Regions from separate parts of the Homo sapiens genome. Here region 2 is linked to region 1. The links are chromatin loops, found by intact Hi-C in ENCODE. Cell type or tissue: PC-3. All regions are shown on one strand.

Region 1 (8,000 bases):
CTTTACTTCATTTTATTTACTTATGTTTATTTTACATTTTCAAGGCTTCTAATGCTAATCAGGCCTTAGAAATCAGTGGAAATGCTCTATGAAATAATTGTCTCATAGCTACAAAAGCTAACTGTCCCATTTTGGTAAGATCAGCCAAATTAGTTTGCTTCCTTTTCACACCCTGGTGTCCTCAAGAAATTCTTGTAGAGGAGACATATTGACATATTGCCAACTCCTTCTCATATTTTGTAGATCTGGTCCCCCTATGAATCAGCCACAACTCACTTTCTTAAATTTCCTTAAGGCCCATACTGGCTTGGCCCATTTTGCCTCCCGTGTGAGAATTAGCTTCTAGCTATCCTAGTGCTGTAGAGGCCCTTTAATTGGCTGCCTGATAAATGACACACTGTATTCTTTTTATTGGGATAATTCCCAGGCAACTGATTGGATACAGAGAAATGACAGTTACCGGAGGATTGCTGGCTGGGCTGCAGTCTTGCTTATTAACCAACACAGGTGGGACTGGTATTTGTCAGCCTGAATTTCCTTCTGCATTTGTCTTTGTTACTGTAAGGCAGACCTCTGGCTCACATCAAGATGTTGGAAGTGAATTCTTACATATGTACTCAGCCTGAAATTTGACTTTCCTCTGAGGCCATGTCAATACGGTCAATACAAAGGAGAGAATTCAGCAACTTATCCAAAGGACTCAAGGCCCCAAGACTGGGAATGGAGGAAAATTAAGTTTAGAACAATGAAGAGAGACGATTTAATTATGTAAGTTTTCAGATATCTAGGCATATGTAAATTCCAAGGTCAAAGCAACTTCTCGGGAGAATTGTGTCCCTACCCTAGACAATGCTGCAGAATTAGTCCCATCTTTATGTTTCCTTTAATGTCACGTGGGTGGAAAGAATGGTTTCTTCTTCCTATAAGGAAAGTAGAAATTGCTTAGCTAGAGTGAGGGGGTTTGCCTGTCTACTTACAGAGATATTAAACCAAGCCCACTTTCCCCCTATTTCTTTTTTTCTTTTTCTTTCTTTTTTTTTTTGAGACAAAGTCTTGCTCTGCTGCTCAGGCTGGAGTGCAGTGGCGCGATCTTGGCTCACTGCAACCTCCACCTCCCGGGTTCAACCAATTCTCCTGCCTCAGCCTCCTGAATAGCTGAGATTACAGGCATGTGTCTCGCCTGGCTAATTTTGTATTTTTTAGTGAAAGACAGGGTTTCACCATGTTGGTCAGGCTGGTCTCGAACTCCTGACCTCGTGATCTGCCCGCCTCTGCCTCCCAAAGTTCTGGAATTACAGGCATGTGCCACCGCACCCAGCCCCCTATTTCTAAGCATGAAATAATTTGAAAGATTATATTGCTGTACATGATGCACCATTCTTAGACTTTTTTTCCAAGCCTATCATATGCAGTTTGCCTCCAGCAATTGACAACATCAGTTTTACATGCAGGCATGGACAGCTACAATTTGGCAGGAAGGTTGAAGTGACCTTTTATATTTTTTTCTCATTGGAAGGGGGTCAACTTTGAGCTACATCTATAGTTCCCTTTAAACCATGCACCGTGTGGGCTGGCCTTGACGGGATCTGAGCCAGCCCAATGTAACATCTTCCATTAATGCGCCTAACTACTCTGGGGTCTTCCTCCTGTTCTGTGTGTCATAATAACACACCATGCCTCCAGCACCTTGTCAAATGTTCTTTCCTAATTTAGAAGTGTTTTATCATTCCAGGGAGGCAAAAAATTATTGTGAGAACGAATGTTAAATTATACATTCAAGAAAACATATTCCTAAGGAAAACCAGGGAATGGGCCAAATTTGACTGAAGCCCACTCAAAAATATTTTTGTGCTTCAGTTACTCTTTCTTCCAACACTTAATTTTTTCCATTTCTCCAGAATGCCCCTGATTTTATTTAACTAGTCAGAATTTTTAAATTGTAGCACCTTGTCTGGGCTGCTGTCTTTCAATGTTACTTAAGCTGCAAAATTCTTTCCTTGTTGCTTCTTTGTCTCATCTGACTCTCCCTCTAATCAGATTTCAAATTACTTTACAGCATAGAGGTAGAACAGCAATCTGATTAATTAATCTATTATGTTACATTAAAATGATAATTCATGAGTTGAATCATGTTATTTCTTTCTTTTTCTTTTCTTTTTCTTTTTTTTTTTTTTAAGACAGAGTCTCATTCTGTAGCTCAGAGCTGGAGTGCAGTGTCATGATCTCAGCTCACTGCAACATCTGCCTCCTGGGCTCAAGAGATTCTGGTGTCTCAGCCTCCTGAGTAGCTGGGATTACAGGTGTTCACCACCATGCCCAGCTAATTTTTGTAGTTTTAGTGGAGACAGAGTTTTGCAATATTGGCTGGGCTGGTCTCTAACTCTTGACCTCAGGTGATCCACCCACCTTGGCCTCCTAAAATGCTGGGATTACAGTCGTGAGCCACCACGCCCGGACAGTTCATGTTATTTCATTTCCTCATCTTTCTGAAATCATTTTATTTCCTCTATTCTATTTAATTTTTCCAGCCATCATAAATGTTAATTCAAATTTTCTTTTCCCTGACCCTCCCACCCACCCCAGCACACTGTGAGCTCCCACTTCCTGCTCTATTTTATCCTGTCACAAATTTGTAGTACTTTAATTAAGTGGTGCTACCAACTTTATACTTAATGCTCTTCTCTTTTACATGATTTTTTTCTCTCCAACTATTACAAATTATGTTATACCTTCTTGGAAGACAGAGGTTATAGTAGTTAGTAAGAGCATAAGAAAAAGAGAAAGACCAATGATCTAATGTTTTCTCTACTATTTACTGACTGTGTGATTCTGAATATGTTTGTCTTTTCAGAATTGCTTTCACATTCTCTAAAAAATGGGAATAATAAAACACCTCTTAGGTGGTATAGTGAGTAACTACATAAGGCACTAAATAGAATTTCCTTAGTCTACAGCCTGACATGTACCCTGTGCAGTAAGTATGAACTCCCTTATAGTAGGTGGGTGCAAAAGTAATTGTGGTTTTTGCCTAACTATATGTTTTTATTCTCAGTACTTGCCTCTATGCTTCACTTTCAGCAACTCATAACTCTTTGTTGATTGACGTTGATGCAATCATCAGTTTATCCTATCTTTTGTCTCTCCCTAAAAATTGGTTTATCTTCAAAAGATAGCCTGATGCTCAGTAAGTCAGTCAAGCTCTTTACAGGGAAGCATGTGATATTAACTTGAGGAGCTGCTACAGACATTGCGTAGTATACAGAAGCAGATCAGCAGAGGTCACTGTATAAATCCTGCCAACCAAGGTAGAAATTCAGCCACCATAAACAGCTATTTTGGAATGGAAAGGCTAGAGAAACAGCATGCAGTTAAAAATTAATAGTGTGCTATAAACTTTTCCTTTAAATAATAAATTGATTTTGGATTTGATAGAGTTAGAGTCCCTGTAAGACATCTGATGAAACAGTTCCAAGTGTGAGCCAGTGGAGGCACACATCAGAGGCAGGAGGACTCTGTGGCTTCTCTCAACGCTCATGCATTCCCTCCTTTCCTATCTGCGGGGCTAGGAATGAGCATTATTTTTTTGTTTGGGGTAGTTGCACTTCGGTAGGTTTTTCTACAAGCTACCCCTAGAGGGTGCAATAACCCTCTCCCTCTTACGTTCTCAGCTAGAGACCAGGGGCATGTGTACTGTTGGAAAGTTAATCTGTTCAAAGTAACAGCCAGACCCAAGTGACTCAAAATTTAATTGCAAATAATTTGGACCCAATTTTCAGCCGATTAGCCTTATAACCTGACAGTTATAAAGTGCCTACTATGTGTACATCTTCTTCTGTTTGCACAATTTTCCAATTAGACATAAGAAACATTAAATTGAGCTCCATTCCTCAATTATTAAAAGTTGACCTCTATATTTCTAGGTCAACTAGAATAGTAATTTTAAAATCTGATATTTTATTTATAAGAAGAGTGCTTTGTCTCATTTCCTACAAAAAAGAATGTTAAAAAAATGAACCCCTATTTAGTAAGTATAACTTTTAAATTTGAATGTAGAGTGTCCTAATTTGCTGAAATAAATTTTTATATTACCACTTTATATATAGATTAAAATTGCATCTTTAATTTTTTTTACTCAGACATCGATTAGAAATATAAATGTTTCTTGTTCAATACTTATACTTACTAAAACTGAGTTTGAGGAAATGTCCTCTCTAAGCCTTAGTTTTCTTAATTATAAAATAGGAGATAATATTTGCACATCTGGCACATGGCTGCTCTAAGGGTGAAGTGAGACCATCCATATGAAACACTTAGAACAATGCCTATCATATAGTAAGCACTCAATAAATACCAGCTATTAAGAAGGATACATAATTTTGTGTTACAATATTCTATAATCTTTAATAAATCACAGCTTTGTTACAAAGAGGCATATCACATAATTCTATCTAGTCATATCTGATACTATTCTAATAATTTAGATGTCATTTATTGACTATAGACATATATATGTAATGCACATAAAGAATGATTTGAGACACAAGTCAGAGTGGTTGCTGGTAGGAAAACACACACGCACAAACACACAAATTTCACTTAGTCAATTTGAATTGTGTCAGTCAATGACTTAGAACTGGGAAATTGTAGAGCTTCTTACATTTCAGTAACACCAGTGCCAATCTGTTTGTGCCATTTTAAAATGTTTTGAGCAAAATGTATTTTGTATCTTGGCAATTATGTTATTTGAATCCAGAGTACCCACTCATAAAAGCATGATCAAGTAGGGCAATAAAGATTGGAAGGATAAAAGAGATTCGATATCTTACAAGTGTCCTCTTGCAATCCACCTTCCTTTTACAGAACTAAATTTGTCTTAGAGATACTGCCAATTATCTTAAAAAAACTGTACTCCGCACCTATTGTCACCTTCTTCACTCAATAGAAAACAAGGGGCATCTGAATTAACAAAACGGAAACTCTGAAAAAGTTCCAAACGGCTTCCTCAAATGTAGCACCTTTACCCTCAGAATGTGAAGTTGACAGGTTAGGCACTGACTTAGGAATTTGCTTTTAGGTGCTGGAGATCCCCGTGACCAAATAAATCTTGCCTCACCTACTAACTGATGCTTAAAACTCCACTTTAGCAAACTCTTTCCTTTTCTTGCAGGTTTTTATCTGTGTGAGGAATATAGCTTCATGATATCATCATAACTTTATGATTTCAATCATTTAAAATCTAACACAACTGAAGAACTCGATGACTTATTAGTAAAATGGTAAGATAGAGTATTCAAAGGCACTGGTTCTCTGATAAAAAGAAGAGCGTTAGGCCAGGTGCGGATCACACCTGTAATCCCAGCACTTTGGAAGGCCAAGGCGGGCAGATGACTTGAGGTCAGGAGTTCGAGACCAGCCCCGCCAACAGGGTGAAACCATGTCTCTACTGAAAATATAGAAAAATTAGCTGGGTGTGGTGGCACACACATGTAATCCCAGCTACTCAGGAGGCTGAGGGAGGAGAACTGCTTGGACCTGAGCAACAAAGGGTGCAGTGAGCCAAAATCATGCCACTGCACTCCAGCCTGGGTGAGAGTGAGACTCTGCCAAAAAAAAAAAAAATTAATTAATTAAAAAAAATTAATTAAAAAAAATATATATATAGAGAGAGAGAGAGAGGAAGAGAGTAAACCAGTCTAGAAAAAAGACCTCCAACTCAAAGCCAACATTATGAGGACATAATACCAATTCCTTTCAAGTTTTGTTAACTCTTCCTAGGTGAATGGGTGAGACTGCATGTCTGGTTTCTAATTGTGTCTGTGCAATTTTGCTTCCCAGATGATGGCTATGTAGGGTCTTGTTTGCTGGCTTGGTCTCCTTCTATTTTCAATCTGTACCATTGTTTTAGCTTCTGCAGTATAAATACATATCTAAAGGCACATGTGTGTATGCTGCCCCGCTTTTCTGTGGGTGTTTAGTGCAAGGCATACGTGATTTGTGGCTTTGGCGGCCTGATTTGGGTTTTGCCCTTGAGAAAAAACTCTGGTTCTGATGTGTGTATATAGCAAATGAAGCATACTAATGGCATAATTGGTACACGGTGGATCATGCTGTAACCCCGGATTGCACGGATACCTCAACAGTGAGCTGACTTAGGAACAGCACGTTGCACTTTGCCTTCCGTAACCTCCCCGAGTGTGCCCTTCCAGGTGAGTTGCATGGAGCTGGGGATTGTCCAGGTTCTTGACAGTAGGTTTTGTTTCAAGCAAATGTAATATGCTTACATAATAAACATTTTATGTGACACCTGAAATAAAATTGATTATCCTGGGGATTATCTTTGCCAGTCTCTGCCCCTTCCCAAGAGTACTGCTATATCAAAGCAAGGAGAGGCTTTGAAAGGTGTGAGAATATCCACTTCATCCATTCCATTGCATCAAAAGCCCCTTTGTCAGTTGGAATCGCTAGATAACATATAACATTGTTCCACTTAAGCATAAGCCAGAAAGTGACGTATGAAGGGTACTTTCAGATGTCCCGGTTAAAACATTAACTTGAGCTGAGATGAGTAGAGAGTCTTTTGGACCAAGGTATGAATATCTGGAAGGCAAAGAAATTTTTCCTGGACTATATTACACCAAAATAACTAGTTCCATATAGGAGAGGAATTCTAGTATCTTACAAGTGATGAGTGCATTTTGCATATCTTAGTCAACAGAGACTCTGGGTGAGAAAAGCAGGTGTTCTTCTAAAATATTTTGCTTCCAGAAAAACTGTCTTCCTGGGCACACTGGGAGGGCTTGCTCACTCCACAGGGCCCTGACAGTCTGATCTGATCAAATAGGGCACTGGAAAGAATTTGGCAAAACGTTATTCTGATGGATTGGTGTCATAATCCCATCACCTGTTTAGCAGTTAATTTCACTGTTCCAGTCTTCCTAGTAATATTACCTAAGGAATATGTTATTCCATTTCCCAAAGTCGTTACATTTTTCATTGTCACCTGGAAATCCACACGTTAAAAACTGCTTAAATCGGCTGGGCGCGGTGGCTCATGCCTGTAATCCCAGCACTTTGGGAGGCCGAGGCCATCAGATTACGAGGTCAGGAGATCGAGACCATCCTGGCTAACACGGTGAAACCCCGTCTCTACTAAAAATACAAAAAATTAGCCAGGCGTGGCGGCAGGCGCCTGTAGTCCCAGCTACTCGGGAGGCTGAGGCAGGAGAATGGCGTGAACCCAGGAGGCGGAGCTTGCAGTGAGCCAAGATCGCGCCACTGCACTCCAGCTTGGGTGACAGAGCGAGACTCCGTCTCAAAAAAAAAAAAAAAAACAAAAACAAAAACAAAAAAAACTGCTTAAATCCCAAGGGAAAACTGGCATTGAACTGAATGGTTTTCATTTTTCCAATTTATTTTTTCGGTCACTGCCTACAGAAGTTTTGAGTTTAAGTGAACATTGCCAAAAAAAAATGTGCAGATGCTCAAATCTTTGCAGGATTTATAATATTATATAGGGACTGTTTTATAGCCCATTACACTAAAATGAGTTGGATTTATTACATGCCAAACAACAACAACAAAAATCACAAGTTGGAGAATAATTAACTGGAATAGACATTTTTTTTATCCTTCTACTAGCAAAAAAAAAAAAAAATTGTAATTTTATGCTCCAGAAAAACTCATTCTTAAATTTTATATCTGAGTTTGCTTTGCCAAACTCATATTGTTTTTAAATAAATGATAAAACGTACTCTTGAGGCCTCCATCCTACAAAGGACTTGAGAAGTGCCGTTAATATGAGTCTGCTGTTCATGTTTGTTCTTGTGTATTTTTGTAAGCTACAGAACAAAATGGGCTGGCCATTTTTTTAATGCCCATTATTACCTCCAATCTTTCTTTTTGTCCACTCTTTATCAAAATTCTCCTTCTGAGACAGGTTTTATGGTACACATTCCAAAGTAGACAACAAATAAGTTGTTGCACTTTAAGAGCTAGCATTT
Region 2 (8,000 bases), 290 kb after region 1:
CCCCAGTTCCATATTTCAGAAAGGTTTCTCCCTGCAAAGTTAAACATCTGCTTCCCATCAGTCCCAGATGTGGCACCGTTTTGCAGCGTGGCCAAGGGATGAAATGCAGCACACTCAGTCTAGCATCTCATTCATCAGGAGCTTCCCGACAATCTTCCAAGCATAGACAAAGTACCTCAAATGACACCTCCCCATTCTTCCTCCTCTTCATGTGGGCCTGACAGTGTCTGGGCTCTGAGACTTCGAGTATTATTCCTGCCTACCTTTCAATGGATTTCGTGAGATCTTATTGAATTCCAGGCCGTGTCTTCAAAATAGGGGAGTAAGTGTTAAGGGTGAGAAAGGAGACTAATTCCATTTGCAGGGCAATCTAAGAGCATCTCTAGCTAGCCTCTTTCATTCCAAGAGTGATTAGTATAAACTTTCTGCACAAAATAAAATGAGGATAACAAGGGAGAGAAGAAAATTAAACTTTAGCAGGAAACAGAGTATCCTATTCAGTAAATTTCACTTACTTTCTCAGCAGCAATGAGCAGTCACAAAGCTACAAGATCACTAATCCATAATCAATACCATCCACATAAAAGTCTTTCAGATTGGAGGAAAGCATTGGGTCCTTAACCCCAAACCTCTGGAAGTAGACACTACTTCTATTTATCACAGGCCTAAAGGATCACTCCCATTGTTCCTATTCATAGGAAACTTGGAGGAAAACAACTTTCCCTGAAATTTGTTGGCTGAACAAGTGACTAATCAAGTAGATCTGCAGATATGTATTAAGTGTCTTCTATGAGCTATTTTAGGTGGTGAGAAAAGCATAAAAATCCTGACCATGTTGGCACTTTGATTCCAGCGGGGGACATTTACAATAAATTTTTAAAAACATACAATATATTATATGATATGAATAACATACAATATTTAATAATACATTATATTAATATATTGTGATATATTAATATTAATATAATATAGTTATAATTAATTGTATTATAAATTATACAATATAATATAATTACTATAATTATATTATATAACATTATATTCTATTGTATATTATATAATATATTATATATAAATATGATATTAAAATTATATTATTATATTAATATGACACACAATAATATATTTGGTCATACATATTACACAATATATTGTATGTTTTATTGTCAATAATGTTATCTACAATAATATATGTTATATATAATATATAATATATAGTATGCTTATATCCAACATACAATATATACTATATACAATATATTACACATATTATATAGAATATGTATACATATAATAGGTATATATGTATACATAGAATATGTATATGAATGCATATTCTATATAGTATGTATTGTTATATATCATGGAATAATATGTATTATACAACACATATTATATAGAATATGTATATATACAATATATAATATACATACCTATATATACAATATTGTATATATACAACATGTATTATTGTATATATACAATACATATTATATATATAATATGTTAGAGTGATAAGTGATATGTGGAAAAATAAAGTTAGCTATAGGATTAGGAAGCGTTGGGGAATGGACTGCATTTTCCTATGGGGTATTCAGAGTCATCCTCACTGAAAAGATAAAGGGGTGGAAGGTTGGGCAAAGCAAGTATTCCAGAGAAATGTATTCCAGGTAGAGGGAGGAGCAAGGGCAAAACCCATGAGCATGTGTGGGGGTTGATAAAGCAGCTGGAGTGGAGTGAGGGAATCCTGGAGGGTGCAAGATAAGACACCACCCAGGGACCAGAGGATGAAGACATTACCAGGCATTAAGCTTTTGCAATCAAGGAGATGGAGAGTCTCCAAGGGTTTGAGTACATCGGTGGCATCATATCACTGAAGTTTTGGCACGATTGTGCTGACTGCTGTGTTGAGAATAGACTATAATATCGGGCTTTAGGATGGATTAATATTGGCAAAGATCTCCTAAAACTGATGACAGGTATATAAGGCAAGTGGACCTAAAACAATGCAAAAAGAGAATGATTTGGAGCAAAAATAAAACTCATTTTGAATCAAAGTATAACATGTGAGCATTCTATACAAAAAGTTCCCCAGAGTTTAATTGTGCAGATATGAAAATGAGATACATCTTTGCACTTCAGAGTTTGTTCTTGCTACTCTGTTTCCTAAGACCAGTGAGCCACATTCTTCTCTTCTCTCCTTTAACTAGTAAATGATTTGTGCTCCTTTACTTTTTGCTTAGCTTTGGAAAGGAGTTTCCACTTTTTGAAAGTCGATAGTGTTTTGTTTTGTTTTGTTTTGTTTTCCCCCACAATTAATGCTGAGTAACGGATTTCAGACCATCTGGGCAACCTCGATTATGCTATCATTGCATATCCCACAGGCTTGTTATGATTAGGGAAGGCGAAGGGAAACACAGTATATGCCGAGTATGTGGGCTATACTTAAAGAAAAAAATGTTATATCATCACATACAACATCTGGTGGAATTCAAGATTAAGTTACAAATGGTTTTGAAGGCCAATTATTAGACAAGTGATACCCATTGAAACTAGGCTGTGGTTTTACTACCTGGCAGATTTTTACTGATTGCTCTAAATCAGTACTTACTTATCTTACTTACCGTGGGATCTTTAACATGCATTGCATTTAGATTGAGCTAAAAGGGCAGACGGTGGTTTTTTGTTTAGAGTGAAATGGAAGTACCAAGTATATAAGTGATAAAAGGGTAGTAATTACTTCCTATATCGACACTGATTTCCCATCAGGGAAATGTAATGTGTCATATTTGATACCCAAGTACCTAGGTATTTACGTTAATAATAACAATAGTAATAGTTATTATTTATTGTACCCAAAATTTTACAAGCCTTGCATTTCTTCCTCAGGCTCTATCTCCATTTATCAAATGAGTAAATTCAGGCTTCGAAAAGGTTTAGGCAACTTACCAGCATTCAAACAAACTGAGTCATCGAACCACAATTCAAACCAAGGCCTCCTGATCCATAGCTGCCACCTGTAAAGCTTACATTATGCTGAATTCATTTACATTGCTCTGCAATGTACATTACTGCACATGTGCCATAGTAAACCTTATAGAACGGGAAATGTTTAATCTTGTCAATTTACTCCTCTCTATCCTGACATTATATTTCTTGCATTTCCCAGTTACGGTTTGGCACAAACAACTTTCCCAGTTCCTCATGCATGGATAAAAACATAAATTATGCTGTGTTCTCTGGCGCCTCCTGGTTCAAAGTTATCTTGCTGCCACCAAACTGGACTTCATCCATACAAATCCACTTTTACATAAAGAATTTTAAAGAAGAATGACAACTCATCTCTGTCTAGTTATTTACATTTTTTATGAGTATTAAATATATTCCCAAAACTTCTATGTTCTAGAAAACATAGAAGTATAAATATTTACTTTGCATTCCTTTTTATTAGTGACTATTATCTTTAAAAAGCCCTGAATCAATGACAGGACAAGAGACATAGCAATGCCCTTTCTAACCTTCTGGGTTTTGTATATCTAAACTCAGTGGCATAATTTATTGAATATTAGTGACTTCAAACATATATTGGATTCTATTATTCTATATTTCAGCTGGTAATCAAAAAGCAAAAGGCTGAAATGTTCTTTCTTTTGTAGCTGGACCTTTTATGAGTTGATACAACTTTTTTTTTTAATGCAGTAGTCTCAGTCCTCAAAAATGATAGCAAATCAACCCTGATTCAGAAGCCATTTAAGGGGTCTTAATATTTCAAGAAATTCCAAAATAAATGTATGTTTTTAAAAAAGTAGAAAAAGCATTTGCAAGAAACATGACAACTCCTAAAGAGAAAGTGAAAATATTTTGTAAATTTAACTAAAGTATAGGGTTTGACTTCTGACTTTACATTTACCGCTTACATGAAGGGAACGCCAATCTTATTCTGTTGCATGGCTATTGTAAAGCCGATACAAGCAGGTGGAACTGAAAAGACTTTGGGAACTGTAAAGCTATTTTGTGTGTTAGTGACCATATAACTTAGGTTTCAACCTCCATTGTCTCTTGAAAATACATATTTTAAATGAAGTTTTTTTTAATGAGGCACAGCTCAACACAAAATCTTCAGTCAAATAGAGCTTGGCTAAGAACTAAACCACATTTATTTCTATTGACTTTCACTTTCTTATCAAAAGAGTTCTTATTTCTTATCACTACCATATCATTATCATAATAAATGCTTTTAAAATAATTATGTATGTTCAGTTTTATTCAATTATGTTATTGTTCATTAGAAGCATACAAAATGCATTTAAAAGGAAAACAAGCAGAAACACCAATAAACAACACATAAGACATTTAACCCAATGAAGAGTACAAATTAAACACAAATTTAAATAACTCATTTACATAATTTACATATCCTCTCAATGTTCTATATTGTCAGAATAGACCTGTCTTAGAATCTTTCATGGATGCAATTTAATGATTTAAAAAACTCTTAAAATTGCCCCAAAGAAAAATAAAAATGTCTTCTCAAGTTAGTATTTGTGGTCCCTATAGTGATATTAGTTCTTAATTTATTTGCTTATAATTTTATTTTGTTTTGGCTTGTTTTTAGAGATGGGATCTTGCTCTGTCACCCAAGCTAGAGTGCAGTAATACAATCACAGTTCCCTGCAGCCTTGATTTCTGGGGCCCAGGTGATCCTCCCACCTCAGCCTCCCAAGTAGTTGGAACCATGTTGGTAGCTGGAACCATGTGCCACTACCCCCAACTAATTTTGTTTATTTTGAAGAGATGGGGGTCTCATTATGTTGCCGAAGCTTGTTTCAAACTGGGCTCAGGTGATCCTCCCATCTCAGCCTCCCAAAATGCTGGGATTATCGGTGTCAACCACCATGCCCAGACAATTTACTTATAATCTTGTTTTTATGTATTTGTTAAATGCTGTGCTGAGTTCTGAGAATATCGAATTGAAGAAAGAAGGATCTCTGCAGAAAAAGTTCTGTTTTCCAGGGATGACAAATGGTAATACAACACAACTATATGCAATGAAATAAGCATAATAAACTGAGTAAAAGAAACCTACTACGAAAGATGCTTTGTACCTTTGTGTTTGTATTGTGTCCTCGTCTTTAGTAATACTGTATGGTTTCCATCATTTTGTCTTTTGAAAAGACTGTGATAGTTGGACATAAGTTAGAAACATTTACAATTAACTCTCTGCAGCATTTGAGCTATGTGTAATCATCTTTACATTTAAATATGGTTATCATTCCCTTATGAAGTTATTGATATCACTGCAAGTTATTTCTATGGATAACATCTCCTTCCATCTCTTTGAAAAGTCATTTGTCCAAAATGTAAGGAAGAAAAAGCACATAAGAGATTAATGATTACTAGAAAGTGTCAGTGAGTCATAGTTCATGCGTGTACAGCTCAAGTGGGGGCAGGTGTCTTGGATAATGGCCACCTCACCTTGAACCCCAATTCCATCCAATCACCAGGGAGGCAATATTTCACACCTTGATGGCAGCGTCCATGGAAAATGTGACACAATTTGATTACTGCCCCTTGAACAGTATTACAGTAAAAGAATGCAGTTTATGACACTTAAATGAGAAATAATTTAATGATTCCTACGTTCCCAAATGTCTTTTACCCTTTATTGTTATGTAGACCTCCTAGATAAGCTGTGCAGTTATGACTATTTTTCAAATGCAGAGTAAAAGCAAGAAAAAGTAAAACCAAGTTGGATTTAGGTCTTCACTAAAATGCCCGATTCACCCTCAGTTTCAGTCATTTTCATAGTACTCTTGAGTAGCAACCATTCCTTTTGCCCACAGGCGACTTAAACTCTGAGGTGCAGTCAGGAAGGTACATTATTAACTGGGGTGGGTGACTTCGCCTGTTCTGGGGAAACTAGATACAAACTCCTGGGTACTATTAGGGCCTCTGTGGGTTACCATAGTGAATTCCAACTAACAACGTATATTAGTCTGTTTTCACACTGCTGATAAAGACATACCCAAGACTGGGTAATTTATAAAGAAAAATAGGTTTAATGGACTCACAGTTCCATGTGGCTGGGGAGTCTGCACAATCATGGCAGCAAGCAAAGAGAGAGAACCAAGTGAAAGGGGTTTCTCCTTATAAAACTATCAGCTCTCTTGAGACTTATTCACTACCACAAGAACAGTATGGGGGAACCGCCCCCATGATTCAATTATCTCCCACCTAGTCCCTCCCACAACACGTGGGAATTATGGGAGCTATAATTCAAGATGAGATTTGGGTAGGGACACAACCAAATCATATCACAATGTGTGGCAAAAGTCATTCACCTGGTAGCTTGTCTTACAGCACAAGATCAGTACTGCAGAAATCCCAAGAAGAAAGAGCCCCACCGATTGCAAAGACTAACACACTTAAATGTACTCCCACTTTTCAAATACACATGCTAATGGAAGTGCATGGTTTAGCTTGAGCTCCCTAGTTTTCCTGGATAGCAGCAGAAACCTGCTTTGCTGCACAGTGGCTACGTAGAAGAGCTGCTTCTCTTCCTAGTCTCAGTCTTGGGTACATGTTAGTCCAAAATCCCAGCTGTGTTCTACGTAAAGAGCATCATCATATTTCTTCACCTATGTGAAACCAGCCCCATAAGCTATTTGGGGCCAAAGGGTTTGTGATTATTACACAGGATGTTATATTTTAGTCACCAAGTGATGCACCTTTTATGAACAAAATAACTAGAAAATTTTTCTTTTATTTTCTAAGAAACACACATACACCTCTTAGGATATGCCTGAGATTCCATTTCAAGAGAAGAAAAGTATGATACCCACAGTGTGCATTTAAACAGAAAGAGGAAATTCAGTTATTTTCTTCTTGAACTAATATGCTCAATGTAGTGACTACAACTTAAGTGGAAGAGGATAGACATTATTAGTATCCTGTACCCACAAATGACACAACTGAGGCACCTAGAGTTGATTGAAACAATCCAGACAAATAAATATTTTCAGGATTGAGATTTGAATGCAAGTCCAATGTTCACACTTCCTGGCTTTCAGGGGCTGCCCAACCATTTGGTACTTTAAATCCTGTTAGAACTTGAATGCACACACACATTAAGGGCTTAACAAGTAAGTTTTGTTCTTCAGTTCAATTAGAATGTTGTCAACCTTATAAAATAAAACTTCACATTAAACTGGTTAAATGATAAGCCGATGAGCCTTGTTATTTTATGTGTCAATAAGTCTCAGGTGGGGCAGATCCAGGACTGAATAATTCAGTGGATCAACGATGTCATCAAGGACTGATCACTTCCCTCTTGCTGCTCTGTCATCCTCACCCTACGGGCCATGTCCTTGGCTTGTCCCCTTTAGCACTGCCACACAGCTGCTAAGGGCCCAGGCATCACAAGCAGACACAGCAATGACCAGCAGGGGCAGGCGAGGCTTCTTTTGTGATGCCTTCTCTTACTTAGCCACACAACCTTCCTAGAAACTCCTTAGCACACTTCCTCACACTTCACATGGACCACAATTGTACACATCATTTCTTAATCAGAGCAGATGAGAAAAATGGAATTGATTTTGCTTGTAAGGAGTAAAAGAGAAGTAGGAGATGGTTGTTGTATTTAATCAACAATATCTGCTATATTCTTTCAATCTCTAATGTAGTTGGCCTATGCACAGTGATATTAATCATTATGAAAGGATTAAAAAAGAGACGTTACTGAGGTTAATTAGAATGAGAGTTCAGCCTTAAATTTAAAATGTAAATGGGGATGGAGACAGAAAGATATTAAGGATACAGTTAATCCATTAATATACAAATACACACATACCCACATAAGTAAATTTGTCAATTAAATATACAATTAAAAACAATATTTTAAACATACAGGTAAAACATGCTGAATATCAAACTAGTCTAACTATTGGAATGACATGAATTAAAAAATTACATTTTCTAACAGATACAAATGGTAGGAA

Evidence for each region. A loop is a pair of places that touch in the nucleus more often than their neighbours do. Peaks named below come from ENCODE experiments on the same cell type or tissue, not always from the same donor. Only the 100,000 strongest peaks of a DNase experiment are listed, where the experiment ranks them.
Region 2: a loop joins it to region 1, with 7 times the contacts of the local background. A loop is called at or near these places in 9 of 110 quality-filtered maps.

The regions. Positions count from the first base shown.
Region 1 is chr17:71,469,757-71,477,756 of GRCh38, forward strand. No RefSeq gene overlaps it. Among named protein-coding and RNA genes, the nearest start is that of CASC17, 270 kb to the left of the region's middle. In PC-3, CTCF peaks have their summits at 3,625 and 3,828; a DNase peak (open chromatin) is centred at 3,645.
Region 2 is chr17:71,757,273-71,765,272 of GRCh38, forward strand. No RefSeq gene overlaps it. Among named protein-coding and RNA genes, the nearest start is that of ROCR, 260 kb to the right of the region's middle. In PC-3, CTCF peaks have their summits at 3,250 and 7,429 (motif pointing right); a DNase peak (open chromatin) is centred at 2,989; H3K27ac peaks cover 288 bases.